Linked DNA regions of Homo sapiens: region 1 is linked to region 2. Evidence: chromatin loops called from intact Hi-C (ENCODE). Cell type or tissue: Caco-2. All regions are shown on one strand. Links, peaks and the distances in the headings refer to the core of each region. The heading gives the core; the rest is flanking DNA. Region 1 overlaps DAG1 (dystroglycan 1). Region 2 has its middle 16 kb from the start of DAG1.

Region 1 (2,902 bases), core at 141-2,640, 81 kb before region 2:
CTTATCTGCAATATCGGACCAGCCTCTGTGGGTCTTTGAGCAGAGGAGCAGGGGTCATGGTAAGGAGCCAGGGATGGCAGAGTTGAGCCCAGAAGAGGCACCAGTTGTTCTGTGACCAATCACTCGATTCTGCCCCTTTGCCCCTTGAAACACAGCTGCTGCATCTCCTGCCGCCCACACTCCGAGCAGTGTCCTAGGACAACCCATCTGCCCCTTCCTGGGCACTGAGTCATGATCAGCCTACCCAGCTGGACTGTCCATCCCAAGCCAGGGACTGAAGGTCACCCCCCAACCCCCAGAACCTACAGGCCAACCAAGGCAGAGCAGCCTGGCCAGAAACCATTGTTCCCACCCCAAGGCCAACACAAACCTGCCTTGAGACTACCTGGGAGACTAGCCAGTCCCAAGCCCACAAGATAATGCAGGCAGGAGGTGGGGTAGAGCTGCAGCCAGAGGTATCCCTAGGTCCCCATCTTCACAGAGACCTGGCCTGAAGGAACCCTACCCAGGAGGTACAGGGGCTGACACACTCTGGGGCAGAAAACCCGTGACACTTTCCCACCATCCTCCTTCCCAGCCAGTCTCACTGGTTTCTCTGCTATCCCCCACCCCTTACAGAGGAGGAACTGAGGATGTAGGAGACTTGTCTTAGCTGATTCACAGGCAGAAGAGGGGTGAAGGGGGCATTACATGTTGGCAGAGTTTCTGGAGTGCACACCCAGCCCTCCCAGCACAGAAATGGTAAGGCTTACATGGAGGCCACTGGGCCAACCCCAAGTGGACCTGGCTGAGTCTCCTCTTCCCCGTCACATGAGCCCCCAACCCCTCATGTCCAGGAACCTCTCCAGATGCCAGGGAAACAGATGCCCAGATGCAACGGCGTTGTAATAAAGACACTGCTTTTATTTAGTTTGATATGTTTCTTTACAGAATGCAGAAAACACATCTTAAAATCATATAGAAGGAAATAAAAACACATCAGTGGTTGGTGAACACTTGAATGTGAGATTGGCTCTCCATCTCACAGAGTCCAACGACCATCACCAGCCCAGCGCTCAGGGGAGCAGGCTGCCTGCAAAGGCATTGTTGCTGTTGTTATTCTGTTCACTGCCCCATCGCCTCCAGTTGCTATGGCAACAGGCCATTCTGGGCCAGCCACGTCTCTGCATGGCAGTGCCCAATGGTGGAGTTGCTAGGGGCGACGGAGCTGTTTGGAAGGCCTTTCAAAGCCCTCACCTGGAACATTGGGAATTGTTTATTTTTTGATGAGGTCATCAGAAATAATCTCACCAGGTCAGATCCCACTTGTGCTCCTGTCTCTGGGGCACCAGGGAAACTCTGACTTGGAGGCATGAGCCCAGTCACCAGTGGTCCACTGAGCCCGCATTTACAGGCTCCCCCACAGGGGCACTGCTCACTCCAGAGTACCCCCTGGGGACTGGGGCAGGGGAGAGGGGCTGGGCCCTGTGGGAGAAGGCGCAAGGGGAAATGCCCTCTGGAGAGCAGTAGGACAGAGACCTCTCCCCCCCTCCTACCAGCCCTCCCCTCCTGAGGCAGCACACACAAATCCTCTGCAAAACAGTCGATATGGCTTAGAAGTAGCTGCTCTGTGTGCAAAGGGAGCCTGGGTCCACCCACCCACCCTCAATCAGGGAATGGATACATTATTGCGAAAGGCATTCCTCCCTAAAAAGTACCCAAAATAACGCTTCAGACATCAAGAAAAGTCATGCTCAAAATGGTTTCTTCCACAGGAGGAGAATCGAAGCAGAGTGGGCGCCCCTGAGTCATGGGACAGAGATGCAGATGGACGGACGGATGTTCTGCTAAAAAAGGCAAAAGAACCCCAGTGTAATTCCAGAATTTAAACCATTAGGAAAAGTAGGGGGAAAAGAATCAAAACAAGCAAAGCCGTCAGTTCCATGGAATCAACACTTAAGAGCTCGTACAAACTGCTGTAAGCATCACCATTTTAAATCTTTTTTTTAATAAAACAATTTGAGGCTGTATAAAAACTTTAGTAAAAAATTAGCTTTGAGAGCTAACAGATTTTTATTATGAACTATTGCTGGCACTCCTCCCCAGCCGCCAGACCTTTTCCAGTAGTTCAGGCCCAAGGCCTGGGACTGGAGTGCCAGAGAAAAGGGATGGGGTGGGTCGGGGCAGGACTGTGGACTGTTAGGACAAAGCGGCCAAGGTCAAGTGAGGAAAGAGCATCACATGACATAAAAATATTGCATCTTCACCAAAATGTCCCCCACTGAGTGTTTCAAAAAACCGTGATATTCCTTTTAGGAGGAAAAAAAAAAACAATGCACAGAAAAAGGGTAAAACAAAATAGGTTGATGTGGTGGAGACCTTTGACCTCCCAGGTGCCCCCACAAGCAGCTGGCCCACCCTGGAGCACCAAAGTTGGGGGCCACAGCCACCACTGCCTCTTGGAGTCCCTTTTTCATGGAAATGAAGACCCCTTGGTCGTGGGCCACTAGTGTACATGGGCTGGAAGTGGGGATGTCCATGGCCCAAGAGACCCCTCCAGCTTCCAGCCCCTGGCAACAGCGGGAGAGCAAACCCAGCACCAGGGACTTGGCGTGAGCCAGGGCCGGGAGGCCCCCAATCAGGCTCTGGGGTATCAGAGCAACCAAGTTGACGTAGTGTGAAAAAATAGTATTCCTTTGATAAAAAATACTGTCCCTTGGTCTTCTCTAAGTTTGAAACACCCTGGGAGCTTATTTTTAGCAAAGCAATTCCCCATACCCACCCAAAAATTATACATACAAGTTTAGGTAAACAGCAGATTAAACGTAAAAACTTAACCTTAACTTCTGAAAGTCCTTTGAATTTAATCTTTAGTTACTGTTTTCCATGTTACATCCTGCAGCTAGACACACGTGAATAGAAA
Region 2 (2,902 bases), core at 247-2,746:
AAGAGAATCGCTTGAACCCGGGAGGTGGAGGTTGCAGTGAGCCAAAATAACACCACTGCACTCCAGCCTGGGCAACAAACAGAGCGAGACTTCCTCTCAAAAAAAAAAAAAAAAAAAAAAAGCAGCAAAAAGGCCTAGGGCCCATTGGATGAACAAAGATATTCTCAGGGTGGCCTGATTATAGGGTCTTCTGCAGTTCTGGGGTTTAGTCTAAGCCCACTTCAGTCGTTATTTGTACTCAGGGTAAGGAATTGGGAGGAGGGCAGGGAAGTAGCCAAATCAAATCATAAAGCCCTTTATTGAGCACCTACTCCATTCCTAGACATTCAAGAAGGCAAAAAGCTGAGAAATAGAAGTCATAGGCAGGGCAGCTGAGAAGCATGTGTTTCTGCTCTTGGGTAGCAAAAGCTGCACCCAGGAAACAAGGAGGTGTGAGGGCCTGGTCTGAGAAGGCCACATGGAGGAGGGATCACTGTAGTGGAGTCTTTGGAGAGGGGAGCAGCTGAATTTCCTACTGGCTTGGTGAACTCCCAGGAAGAGTTCAGCAGTAGCAGGACATGTCCAAGCCTGGTCAGATGGACAAGAATGGTGCAGAGGTGATTGTCCCAGCAGGCCTTGACCAGGCATCCTAGACTTTGCTGGAACTTGCCTGACTCTGAGCAGAATGATCTGGAGTATGGGTCAAGCAGGGGGAGCACAGGGAAAAAGATAGGGGAACTGACAAGAGAGCCATCTGGGCAGCCTCCTGCTGGGCCTTGCATTGCCCCACACAAAGGTCATCTCATTCCTGATTCCTTTCATAATGAAATAAAAGGTGCCCATAATGAGGCCCATGGTGGGACGTGGTGGGACCTGGTGGGGCCCAGTGACTTCAGCAGCAGGACATGGGTCCCAGGAAATCCAGGGAAGCACAGGCATTCTTTGGCTCCCTGTTCCCAGCAGCTGCAGGAAGCTGTTCCAAGCTGCTGGCTCTCCCAGCAGTCCCCAAGGACCGGAGAAAATCTTGTTTCCTGCCATCCCCCCTAATTGGACACAAAGAGTCCTGGATGGGGGCAGCTGAGTACTCCATGGCATGCCCCAGGGAGATCATGGGCTGCCAGACTACATTTAGGAAGGCAGTGTGGAGCCTGTCTCGAGACCAAGCCAGGGAAGGGGATACCATGGATTTCATAACTTATGGTAGGGTCTCCAACCTTCCTTATCTCCATTATCTGAAAAAGCTATAGACAATTTTTCCAGAAACACACCCTCTACACACACCATATTGCTGCAATTTAAAAGAGTCCCTGAAAGTTCTGCAGTACTAGGAGCCCCTGCAATGTGCTTAAGGTCAGAGAAATTCCAGTGTGGTTCTGTCTCAACTGGCTGTGAGCCCTGGGCCCACCCTTGGCCACCTTGACTTGCACTGCCCTCTAGAGCCTGAGGGGTTGGGCTAGGAAAGCCTTGAGAGACTCACCTGCTCTGCCACCTGCTTAGAGCTACTTCAAATCATCCTACAAGAGACAGTGGAAAAGAAATGGCAGCTTCTGGCTGGGTATGGTGCCTTGCGCCAGTAATTCCAGCGCTTGGGGAGATCTAGGTGGGAGAATTGCTTTGCTTGAAGCCAGGAGTTCAGACCAGCCAGGGCAACATAGCAAGACCTTATCTATAAAACAAAAAAAAAAAAGAAAAGAAAAAAAAATTAGCCAGACATGGTGGCATGCATCTGTAGTCCCAGCTACTCAAGAGGCTGAGCTGAGAGGATCCTTTGAGCCCAAGAGGTCGAGTCTGCTGTGAGCTGTGAACATGCCATTGCACTCAAGTCTGGGTGACAGAGACCGAGTTTCTTATTTATGTATTTATTTATTTTTGAGACAGAGTCTCACTCTGTCACCTAGGCTGGAGTGCAATGGCTCAATCACAGCTCACGGTAGCCTCAACCTCCCAGGCTTATGCAATCCTCCCACCTTACCCTCCCAAGCAGCTAGAACTATAGGCACATGCCACCACGCTTGGCTAATTTTTTTGTTTGTTTGTTTTGTTTTTTTACAGGCAGCCTCCTGAGCCAGAGTAGACTCCGAAACACCCCTTGCTAATTTTTGTAATTTTTGTCGAGATAGGGTTTTGCTATGTTGCCCAAGCTGGTTTCTAACTCCTGAGCTCAGGTGATCTGCCCGCCCTGGCCTCCCAAAATGTTGGGATTTCATGCATGAGCCACCTTGCCTGGCCAAGACCCTGTCTGTCTCTGTCTGTCTGTCTTTCTTTCTTTCTTACTTTCTTTCTCCCTCTCTCTCTCTCTTTCTTTCCTTTCTTTCTTTCTCCCTCTCTCTCTCTCTTTCTTTCTTTCCTTCCTTCCTTCCTTCCTTCTTTCCTTCCTTCCTTCCTTTTCTTTCTTTCTTTCTTTCTTTTTTATGGAGTCTTATTCTGTCACCCAGGCTGGAGTGCACTGGTGTGATCTTGGCTCACTGCAACCTCCGCCTCCGCAGGTTCAAGCAATTCTCCTGCTTCAGCCTCCCGAGTAGCTGGGATTACAGGCTCCTGTCACTGCGCCAGGCTAATTTTTTTGTATTTTTAGTGGAGACAGGGTTTCACCATCTTAGCCAGGCTGATCTTGAACTCCTGACCTTGTGATCCACCCGCCTCAGCCTCCCAAAGTGCTGGGATTACAGGCGTGAGCCACCGCTCTTTCTTTTTTGTTTTTTTGAGACGGAGTCTTGCTCTTGTCACCCAGGCTGGAGTGCAATGGGCTCACTGCAACCTCTGGGTCCCAGCTTCAAGCAATTCTCCTGCCTCAGCCTCCCCAGTAGCTGGGATTACAGGCGCCATCCCTCCCAAACCACGCCTGCTTAATTTTTGTATTTTTAATAGAAACGGAGTTTCGCCATGTTGGCCAGGATGGTCTTGAACTCCTGAACTCAGGTGA

The links. Peaks named below come from ENCODE experiments on the same cell type or tissue, not always from the same donor. Only the 100,000 strongest peaks of a DNase experiment are listed, where the experiment ranks them.
Region 1: a loop joins it to region 2, with 10 times the contacts of the local background. A loop is called at or near these places in 7 of 110 quality-filtered maps.

Annotation. Positions count from the first base shown.
Region 1 is chr3:49,533,596-49,536,497 of GRCh38, reverse strand. It overlaps DAG1 (dystroglycan 1), which reads right to left. Exons shown (of 3, transcript NM_004393.6): 3 at 883-2,902. Among named protein-coding and RNA genes, the nearest start is that of BSN-DT, 19 kb to the left of the region's middle. RefSeq lists an enhancer at 762-1,760. In Caco-2, for the core only: no CTCF peak of the experiment used is centred there; a DNase peak (open chromatin) is centred at 1,144.
Region 2 is chr3:49,453,196-49,456,097 of GRCh38, reverse strand. No RefSeq gene overlaps it. Among named protein-coding and RNA genes, the nearest start is that of DAG1, 16 kb to the left of the region's middle. In Caco-2, for the core only: a CTCF peak has its summit at 1,457 (motif pointing left); a DNase peak (open chromatin) is centred at 1,407.